2 separate regions of the Homo sapiens genome follow, and region 2 is linked to region 1. Evidence: read pairs that join two places in POLR2A ChIA-PET (ENCODE). Cell type or tissue: OCI-LY7. All regions are shown on one strand. Links, peaks and the distances in the headings refer to the core of each region. The heading gives the core; the rest is flanking DNA. Region 1 has its middle 48 kb from the start of TENT5C. Region 2 has its middle 63 kb from the start of TENT5C-DT.

What was found. Peaks named below come from ENCODE experiments on the same cell type or tissue, not always from the same donor. Only the 100,000 strongest peaks of a DNase experiment are listed, where the experiment ranks them.
Region 2: POLR2A ChIA-PET joins it to region 1 with 5 read pairs; 5 of 35 experiments call an interaction of 5 or more read pairs at or near these places.

The regions. Positions count from the first base shown.
Region 1 is chr1:117,651,664-117,657,039 of GRCh38, reverse strand. No RefSeq gene overlaps it. Among named protein-coding and RNA genes, the nearest start is that of TENT5C, 48 kb to the right of the region's middle. RefSeq lists enhancers at 220-359, 720-829, 980-1,049, 1,868-2,027. In OCI-LY7, for the core only: no CTCF peak of the experiment used is centred there; DNase peaks (open chromatin) are centred at 629, 2,269 and 4,439; H3K4me3 peaks cover 3,560 bases; H3K27ac peaks cover 5,000 bases.
Region 2 is chr1:117,539,937-117,545,312 of GRCh38, reverse strand. No RefSeq gene overlaps it. Among named protein-coding and RNA genes, the nearest start is that of TENT5C-DT, 63 kb to the left of the region's middle. In OCI-LY7, for the core only: no CTCF peak of the experiment used is centred there; no DNase peak of the experiment used is centred there.

The DNA.
Region 1 (5,376 bases), core at 115-5,114:
CTTCCAGATTTTTAGGCACTAGGGTCTCAATGGTCAGACACCTTTAGGCTCTTTTCAAACACATGCCTTCCCAAACAGACTTGTCTTCTGTCCCATAAAGAGCAGAATCAAATAAAAATCTGCTCGAATGGATTTTCAGCATTCGAAAATTTCAGCATTTCAAATCCCCAGCATTCTTCTAGAACATCGGAATGGGCAAACAACAGCTCATGAACTAAAGCTGTACTGAACCATGCTCACGCATTCACGAATTGTCTATGGCTGAACTAAACACACTGCAAGGGCAGAGCTGAGTGGTCGCAACAGAGATGGTCTGGACCCCAGAGCCTGCAAGATTTACTGTCTTCCGCTTTTCAAAAACTGTGCAGAGCCTGGCTGTAGAACTTCAAAGCAGTTGAGGGTCAGAAGAGAATTCAGGAACAAACAGAAGTGTAAACACAGTAGCACTTGGGTGTGAGGGGGCCCCCAGATGCAGACTGCCCAAAGAGGGTGAAGGTTCGAGCTGGGACAGCGGGGGTGAGACTGTCAGAAGAGGTAGTCTGTAGTTGGAGCCCCAGGAAGGAGCTTCCGAAACCGCCACATGTGGTGAGGAGTGTGTGGGTTTGACACAAGATAGACCCGGGCTGAATCTGCCTTCATGGTTTGCTGGCTGTGTGATCTTGGGCAGGTTTTGTTGTCACCCCGGGCTTTGGCTTCTTCAACTCTACAAGACGCCGCCTACATCACAAGGTTTCTGTGAGCTTTTGATGAAATCAGCAACAGAATCAAGTGCGTCTCTGAGAGCTGACGCAGCACAGTGCTTCAGAGCCTGGGCTCTCAAGGTTCCAGCTGAGGTCCAGCTTCAAATTCTGCCTCTAGCTCTTGGGGCCTCTGGGTCCTGAGAAGTGCCCAGCCCCTGTGTGCCCATTGCCTCATCTCGCACGTGAGGAGGGTAACCATTCCCAGCCAAGAGCTACTATAAGTATTAAATTCCAAAAGCAGGAAAAGTGCCCTGCACAGCACTTGGCACCCAGGGGGTTCCCTTTGCTCTTACTACTGAATTGTCCAGCATGCCCCAACCCATGGCAGGCGCTCAGTAACTCTGATTTCCTTCCATCCTTCCTTTTCTATGTGGTCAGAAGAGTGGTGTGACAGAGAGGCCCGGTGCTGGGAATCCACGTTTGCCCTGCTGCCAACTTGCTGTGTGGCTTTGCGCAGCTCACACAAATGTTGTAGATCACTAAAATGTTGCTTATAAAATGAAGGGGTTAGTCTAGATTCAGTGTTCCAAAACCCTGAAGGAACAAACTCTGATGTGATGAGAATCTCTCAGGAACCTGGTAAAACATCCAGCTTCTTGAGAAGATTTTTAGAGATTCCCTTAGAATTCTGGAGACCTGGAATGGGCTGAGGTTAGAATTTGTCTTTTAAATGGGTACTTTGGGCGATTCTTGACATTAAGGTGGTCAAGAGCTCAATGAGCTCGAAGGTCCTTTAGAGCTGTAAAGTCCTGAATGCTCTGGTCCCACAATCCACATCAAGTGTGTGTGTGTGTGCGTGTGTGTGTGCACGCGTGTGCGCGTGTGTGTATATGTTTTGAGAGGGAGAGAAGTTGTGTCTCCGGACTGATTTAACTGTCAACTGGGCACTCGATTTCAAAAAGATTTGAGGCTGTTAGCTTGACGTTGCATGATCATCTCACGTCCTGGCAGCCAATCTGCAGGGGTGAGCTGTTTGTCGCTTTCTCCTGACTCATGTTTGCTTATCTCCAGAAAACTCTGCACCTTCCAAACGGGCACTGCCCCAGGGCCTGCAGCTGGAGTGTCCCAGGCAGCCATTCTCGTAGGCAGCGCTTTCACAATTTTCTAGAAAATTCACCATTTTCCCAGCCCCACTCAGCATGGGTAGGGGCTCCACCAGGCCATGTGTGAGGGAGTCAGCAGCCAGAATGTGGAGCCCAGAGGCGGGAGGGGGCAGGGGCACACACCAGAGGCAAGAGGCTGAGCTGGTAGGGGTGGTAAGAGCACTTGTCTTTGGAATCAGAAGCCTACTCCCTGAGTCCCAGATCTGCCAATTACAAATTGCATGCCTTGGGCAAATTACTTTACATGTCCAAGTCTCAGTTTCATCATCTATAAATTATCTGTGCAGAAGGCACTTCTGAGAGTTCAATGAGATCATGGCCAGCCTGTATAGTAAATAGTGAAACTGACCCAGCTCACAAGTGGTTACCATCTCCATACAGCATTGTTTCCCAGTTCTCTTGAAAGCTACACCTGCGTACCACCAAGTTTCTAGACTAAACCCAGTTTTTTTCAGACACATAGACTGTGGAAATGCAAATACTGTAACATCCGGAGAGCACTGTAAGTTACCCTCCCTTCCTGCCTGTTTTCAGCCTTATCAGTAAAATCACTGAATCCCCTAGGCCTCAGTGCCCAGCCTCAGGGTTTGTTGAGAGAGGGAAGACCCAGAGGGCAAGGGTAAAGATTGACCCAGAGACTCAGAGGGTAACAGAGCTGTCCTGGGCTCAGGGAGCTGCAGGTGGGCTCTGCAGGGCATTGACCGTGTGCTTGTGCACCTCTGGGTGTGTGTGTGCTTTCCTTTGTATGTAATTAGTTGTAAATGCACATATTGGTATGTGTGTGTAGCAGGTGTCCACACTGTCTGGGTGTATGTGACCCTACAGAGTATTTTTTCTCCAGAAGTCTCCTCCCTAGCTCATCGAATTGAAGCCCACACACTAAAAACGGGAGGCTGTGGTTTTGATTCTGGCTGTCCCCTAGTCCCTGCCTATCAGGCTACACGTGGGGACTGCAGGCCCCGTGGGTGGCTGAGGAAATGAGTGGGTGAGTGGGCCTCGTTGTGGGTACTCCGCTGCCTCTGCCAAGCTCCCTAGCCTCCTCCCCCTCCCCCTTCAATTCAACAAGGCTCTCACTTGCATTATTCCGTGAAGCCTTATGAGAAACCTGTACAGACACTAGCATTAAAGAGCCAAAGATTGCCAGAGCCGAAAGAGATCTTAGAGATACATAGTCCTACTTCCTACTACAGAGGAGGAAACTCTAAAGCACAGAGAGGTGAAGTGACTTGCCCAAGGTCACACAGCCAGTTGCTGGTATTCTCCTTTATTCATGGACGAGCATTTGTTTGCATTCCTGCTATGCATCTGGAACTGTGCCAGGTGCTGGAGAAGATGCCAGGAAGCCTAACTCAGGTCAGGAGCCAGAGGAATTATTTAGGAAATGACATTTAAGCCATCACTTCCCAGAAGGGTGACTGACAACAACTAAGTCGGAAGAAAGGCCCACGCAGGGGAAACTCTGCAGGGAAGGGCTCCGAGGTTTGAAAGAGCTTCACATGTTCAAGGAGGACAGGAGCGAGGGTGTGAGGATGGGGAGATAAGTAGAGGCCAACTCGTGCAGGGAATGTGAATGTTATCCCACACACTGAGGGAACATGTAAGCTGGGGAGGGCAATAGTTTTAAAAGACCATTTTTCAAGAAGACACTGGCGGGAGCAGGAGCAGAAGTAGAGATGAGCTCTGTGCTGTTCCTCCTGTGCTGTCACAGGCAGGCACAACCTCACTACACCTCACAACAGCCCTAGGAGGGGTGCTGTGTGCCCTCTTCTTCCAAGAGGCCAGGGCCTGCCTAGATGCCGCTCAGCTGGCAACCTGTGGAGCCAGCACTCCAATTTCACACTTTTGCCTGCTAAGCCTTAGTCCCTTTTCTTTAAATTGTCTCCCATTTACTCTTCAGCCCCCTGGGATAGGGCTTTGTCTCCTCTGCTCCCTGCACCTGACTCTACAAAGTCACAGTGATGTGCGGCATCCATTCGCCTGTCTGTACAGGACTTGATGCTGCCAACCGCTCCTCCCCTGGCTCCTAGGACATTGCATTGTCCTGGTTCTCCACCCGCCTCTCTGTCCACTCCTCAGCCTTCTCCGGTTTTTCCACCTTTGCTAATTCTTCCTGGATAGATGCTCCTCAAGGAATCTGTCCTGGCTGACTCTTGCTTGCTTGGGTGCTTTACACCACAGAGGAGGCTCCAGTTACCATCTCCTCACTGTGATTCCCAGTTGTCCATCCCTAGCCGGCCTCCTGGTCTGGAGCTCTGAAACTATACTGGTAATTATCTGCATCCTCTTCTGGAAATCAGCATGACCAAAGACCCCAGACCTTCTATCCATGTTTTCTTCTCTTGGTTAATGACATCACCGTCTACCAAATTTCCCACTGCAGAAACGTATTCCCACGCCTCTCCCTACACATCATTTCTTCCACATCTAATCTGTCATATGTCATCCAATATTACTTTCTAAATCCTTTTTCAGTCTTTCTTTCCCATCCCTATGGCTACTACCCTAATTCATGTCCTATCAACCTCCTTGGCAAGGTATACAGGGCCCCAGGGGTGAAACTAGGATGAAGGGGCCTATGCCCATTCATCATGGCCTGTCATAACAGGAAGCCAACTCAGAGGCATCAGGCCTTCTTCCAGAGAAAGAATGTCATCTCTGTGCAGGGGTGGCTAAGAGAAGGCCAGCTCTCCCTAACCCAATGAGACCAGCATGTGGGTTTGCACAAATCTGTCCTGGGTAGGTCTCCCTGCCCCTCTCTCTCACCAATATGGCACTTCCCTCCCCAAAGGGACCCATCACTGCCAGCCATGCCCCATCACATATTCACACAACTCACGGTTGCTTAACCTGGTGGACAGATTCTAAGATGGCTCTCAATGCTCCCTGCCTCCTGGCATGTAGGTCCCTTTGTCTGTCTCTCTGTTGACTGTGGGCAGGACCTATGACTTGCTTTTAACCAAAAGAACACTGCAAAGGTGGTAGGATGTCATTTCCGTAATTATATTACATGAATTATAATTTCAATCTTACTGAAAGACTCTCTCTATTGCCTTCTTGGCTTGCATCCTTCAATGAAGCAAGTGCCACTTCAGAGGGCTCCATGTGCGAGGAACTGAGAGTGGTCTCCAGTTGACAGACAGTGTTGGCCCTCAGTCTAACAATCTGCAAAGAAGTGAATTCCACTAGCAACCACATCAGTGAGCTTGGAAGTGGATTCTTCCACAGTCGAGCCTCAGATGAGAGCCCAGCCTTGACCAACACCTTGACTGCAGCCTTGAAAGCGACCCTGAAGCAGAGAACCCAGCTAAGCTGTGCTCTGATTCCTGACTCTCAGAATATATGAGATAATAAATGCATGTTGCTTAAAAGTGCTGAGTTTGTGCTAATTTGTTACAGGACAACAGGAAATAAATACACTTGCTGTCACTTACGTGTGAACAAAAGGAGGTGAGCTCTTTCTGCTGTAAGCAGGGGCATATAACAAACAGATGTGCACCAACCTCAGCACAAACCTCAGGACCGCCTCATCTTAC
Region 2 (5,376 bases), core at 256-5,255, 110 kb after region 1:
TCTCTGGATCTCTGTCTCCTCTCAGTAAAAAGAAATGTGAAAAATAATATCCGCACAGCCTAATAAAATAATAGCATCTCCTCACATGGCAAGTTGTGAAGAACTTGTGAGAGCAAACATCTGAACCAAGCAAGCTTTATTTAAGTGGAAGAGATTATTTTTATTGGAATAACATGAGGGTTGGTAGTTTTCAGATACCGTGTGAGTTTCTCTCTACTTTCTGAAGGAGCAGAGCCCCAAACAACAACTCCAGAAGCAGGTTTTCAACATGACAGCTTGACAGCCACCTGCCTCAACGGCAGGATTAGGAGGCTCAGAGGCCCCGTGAACTGATGACATCACTTGGAAGTGAACAAAGGTCAGACTTACACAATTCCCAAACCCTTGATGTTGGGTTCACAATGCAGGCCAGGTTTTGATTTCCCTGTTTGAGACCAGAGGCCAGTGGCTGTCATTTTAACTTTATCTCAGCATAACTGAAACGGCCTTTTCATCTCCGCAGCCCACCCAGCCTATCCCCACTGCCACTGCCACAGCCTTAGAGCAGGCCCAAGCTAGCTCAAAGCTCCCAAGCCCAGGCCTCCATCTTGTCCTCCTACAGTGCACATCCCATGTTACAGGTGGTTGCAGTCAGTATCACCTTCCTACAGCACAAGTCTGATCATGTCTCTTTTATGTTGAACCCCTCAATTTGTGTGGGATGGGACACTTAACTTTTCCATATTCTTATCACTTAGTTATGCCTCACATAAACAGCACATCACTGTTTCACCTTAGCCTGATCATTCCTGTCTTTCCTCATTCTTGCCTTTTATAAAAATTACCAAGCTATTTCTTTCACTTCATTGTGTTCTCTCTCTACAGATTGGGAATGTTTACATGCTGTTTTTATTCTTTTAGTGGTTACTGCAAAGTTGACTGTACGTGTTTATCATAAAGTCTTGCAGTCAATCCATATCTTCATTCCTCTCCTAAGATTTAGCTCCAGTGCTCCTGCCCTGAACTCAGAGTATTGTTTAGAATAATTTAATTCTGACTTTTTAACATCTTTGCTCTTAACTTCTCCTTCATTTTTCTTTATTCTTATATTTATTTCCTGCACTCTGGAAACATTCTCTTTCAATGTGTCTAATCTTTTGTTTAATCTATTGACTGTGTTTTTCATTTTGGTGGTTATATTTTTCATTCCTAGAATTTCCATTTGTTTGTTATTCAAATCTGTCATTTTTGTTGGTTTTCTGCAGTAAACTCATCTTTGCAATTGCATCCTTTTTGAAATAAAGACAGGAGGCAGGGTCAAAGATGAATTCATCACGAAAATTTAAAAATACTTAGAAGTAAGTGATAGTGAAATCACTACATATCAAAGCTTATTGAAAGCAGCATATGTAATATTTGACCTTTTTTCCAAATATTTGAAACAAATTCAACATTAGAAGCAAATACTTGAAAGAAACCTTTCAAACAAATTTGTACAAGCCTTAAATACTTGTATTAGGAAAGAAGAAATTAATCAGGTAAGTCTCCACCTTAAGAAAATGAACAGAAACCTTAAAGACAATAGAAGGAGGTAAATAATAAACAGTAGAAATTAATGAAGTAGAAAGCAAAGAAAAATAGAATTAACAAAGCTGAAATCTGATTCTTTTGAAAGAATAATCTATACTCATTATCTTCACCTCGACAATTTGGCTTTTACCTCTCTGTCATTCTATGAATGTTACTATGGCAAAAAAAAAAAGGTTCTAATAACTTCCTGGGTATTGAATATTAAAGAACTATTGTTAGTCCTTATCTAATTTGCCTTCTGGGTGGAATGGGTATTCTTGACTACTTCCTGAACTTCAGACTCAAATATCCTACTGCCTGTTCAAAATCCCCACTCAGATAGCTAGTGAGCATTTTACACTTATGACCAACATTGAGTCCATGAAGTCCTCCTTCCCCAAATTTACTCCTCTATTTTCCCTATATCAGAAATGTCAACTGTGTTTTTCATTTCTCAAATGGGAAATATTTCTCAAGTTCTCTTTGTTTCCCTTCTTGATCTCTTAAAGTTTATTCTAAACCCCAAAGCCATAATAATCTTCAAAAATACAAATTAGATCATATGACTCCCTTCAAAGCTTCTAGTAGCTTCCTACCACCCTTAGAAAAAAAAAAATCCATACTCCTTACCTTGGCCTTCATGATCTGGCCCCTGCTTGTCTTTCCAGCCTAGCTCTCCCCATCCTTCTGCTCATCGTGGTCCTCCTGCCATCCTGGGCCATCACATGTGTTTTTGCCTCAGGGTCTTTGTGCTTGCCACTCCTTCCCTCTGCCAAGAATACTGTCAGCCCAGAACTCCCATGGCTCCCTCTGTCCCTCCATTCAGGTGTCTGCACAAGTATCTCCATTTTAGACAGCCTTCCTTAACACTATGTTTAATACAGGATACACATGCCTTCCCCATCCACACTCACTGTTTGCACCCCTCACACTATTTTACTTTTATTTGCAATACCCATTACAATTGACATTCTATTTGTTTATTCATTTGTAGGTTATCGTCATCCATCCCTGCCCTACTAAAAGTACACAAATTGTCTTACCAGTGTGTCTCCCATGTCTAGAACTGTGCCTGGGACATCATGGGCTTAATGACTATTTGGCAAATGTGTGAATTACATGATTACATGAATTAATAAACAGGCTAGATTTGGAAGAGAAAAAGAAAGATAGGACCCATAGATAGAAGGGGTTGCAGGCAGTGTTTTAACTCTCTGATGCCACCTTCTTCATGAAGCTTTCCTAATTTCCAACTCTCTCTGCCCACAGCACATTAGGCCTGTTCTATAGCACAGAGTCCACCTTCCAGCTTGGGTACGTTTAGACTGCTGTGATATTCTTGAGAACAGGTGCCATCTTTCAGTCACCTCTGCACCTCTGGTGCCTATCCTCGTCCTTGCCATAGAACAGATGCTCAATCAATGCTTGTCAAATTGAATTAAACCCATAATGGCTACACTCACTCCAGCCAAAAATGTCTTTAGCTTAACTGTTAAATGAGTCACTTTCACCAACAAAAACCAGATTTTAAAATTATTGACAAAAAGACTAAATGGAATGAAGCTCTTTCTAGATAATTTTCCTGCTTCAAAGCAGCCTGAGAGCAAAGTAGAAATGACAATATATTGATAGCTTCTGGATGGTAGGGACTAAATACAATGAATCATTGTAAATCCTACAGTAACTCAGCACTAATGATTACCAATGTGATTTGTAAACAAACAAATGTTGCATGACTTTTTTAAAAGCCCCTCCCCCCTTTGCAGTTTTTGAATTTGCAAAGTACCCCCAGAAACGATCTCTAGGTCCCCCTCAAGCTAGATGATTAAAAATGTCTAGTTTCATTTAGGAGGAGTTTTGTAGTTCTTAAGTCCAAGAAAGTGAAAGCTCTGGGAAGCATCACTGTGTGGCTAAGGTGTGCTGAGTGGCTGTGGCTGTGCTTTCTGCAGCCTTTGCTCTTCCAGTGTTGCTGGGAGATCAGGAACCGTATCAACCAAGGTCTCTTCCGGCATCCACTGGCTCCTGGAGAGGCCAAGGAGTATTCTGCTCCCTGCTGTCACTTTTCAAGATACTTTGCTGGCCCGTGAACAATAAGCCATGGGCTCTGGGTGAATGAGGCTGCTGCACCTCTTCAGGCCGTCTCCCTTGGGCCTCCCCACAACACCAGAAATGCACTTTGAGCTGCATATGCACAGGTGATCTTCAATACCCTCTTCCTGAGCTAGGCTGACAGTGAATGTGGGTGAAGAAAGAAGGAAAGGAATAAAGTATGTGAGAAGCACCATGTGCCTTTGAAATCACAGATGTTTGTCAAGTGGAAAAATACCAAACCCTCAGCATGTTTCACTTTGTGTTTCTTGGAAACATTTCATCAAAGGGGCAAAATAAAATGTGCCATCTCTACTGGAGCCAGGTGAGAGCTGCTTCCTTCTTTTCTCCACAAACAGAGTTGCCATTTCCCAGTATTGGTCTGAAGAGTGCTGAGGCCCTGAATGCCCAGAGGGAACTGCGGATTGCGTCACACGGGTGCCCTTTCAGGAGAACATCCCTGCCTGACATGTCTTTGGGAGGCTTCCAGCAGTCTCCAGTTTTCTTCTCAGTCCTGACGTCTTCAGGGACTGTGCTGTGGACAGTGCCGAAAAAAGCTGGTCCTGCACAGCTCCTGGAAGCTGCAGCCCACCCTTGCCCCTACCCCAGGCAGAGGGTAACCTCAAGGCCATGACTTCCTCCTCCTCTGGTGCTGCTTACTGTGAGCCAGGAGGGTGGCCTGGCCAGGCTTCTGAGGTCCCAGTCAGCTGCAGACCCTTGTGGGGCAGCCCAGAGCTCCAGCGAAACTCACCCAGCCTGGGCAACAACCTTATACCAAGCTGTGGAAGAAGAGGCCCCCCAAGCTCTGCAGGGGAGTGAAGGATCCCTGTAACATTTCCAGTGGGCACTGGCTCTCAGGAATGGTTGGCTTCGTATTCTAAGCTGAAGTGGTGAGGGCTGGGCCCACAGGCGGACTCAACCAGCCATTGTTAGAGGTGGTATCGCCTAGTGGTTAGGAGTGCAAGCTTTTGTTTCGAATAACCGTGGGGAAGCCCCTTAGCCTCTCTGAGGCTCAGTTTCCTCACCTGAAAATGCGAGTGATGCTACTACCTCCCTCAGTTTGTTATGAGAAATACATGAGATGATGTTTGCAGTGTGATTAGCAGAGTGCCTGGCATTTTAGAAGGGCTTGACCTATAAGGGTGTTATTGCTAAGCTGAATGAGAAGAGCCTGAGGTGTAGAGAGATATATAGTCTTCACAGGACATGCGGCAACTACCCTCCACTTACAAAAGTCGTGGTAGACTGGAAGGTGTTGAGTAAGGCTGGAGCCAAGTGGTGATTGTGAGTGAAGTCCTAGACTCCTCTGCCCCAGACTCCAGTCCAACAGGACAAACTGTTCCGGAAGGAAGGATGGTCTGAGCCTCAGCTGGTCGGGCCTAGTGATGCCATGTGGGACAACCTATTCAATCTTCATAACCACTCTGTAATAGGTGTATAATTATCCCATTTTTCAGATGAAAAAATTGAGGCTCAGAAAGAGATGTTATAGTTGTGGCCCAAGATCATACAGTGAATATGCAACAGACACTGTTCACCTAAACACAAACTTCAAAGCTTACATGAGGCTGTAAAGCAAGGGGACACTAAGAACAGGTCTGGGGTGGTCCAGCAATGGGGCTGTCTGGAAGTGGCCCCTGTCCAGGGGTTTCTGTGGCCTGGCCTCTAAAACCCCTGCTGTCTGCCTATTCTTCAAGCCTAGGCCTCTGACTTTCTGCAGACTATCTGAACCTCCATATA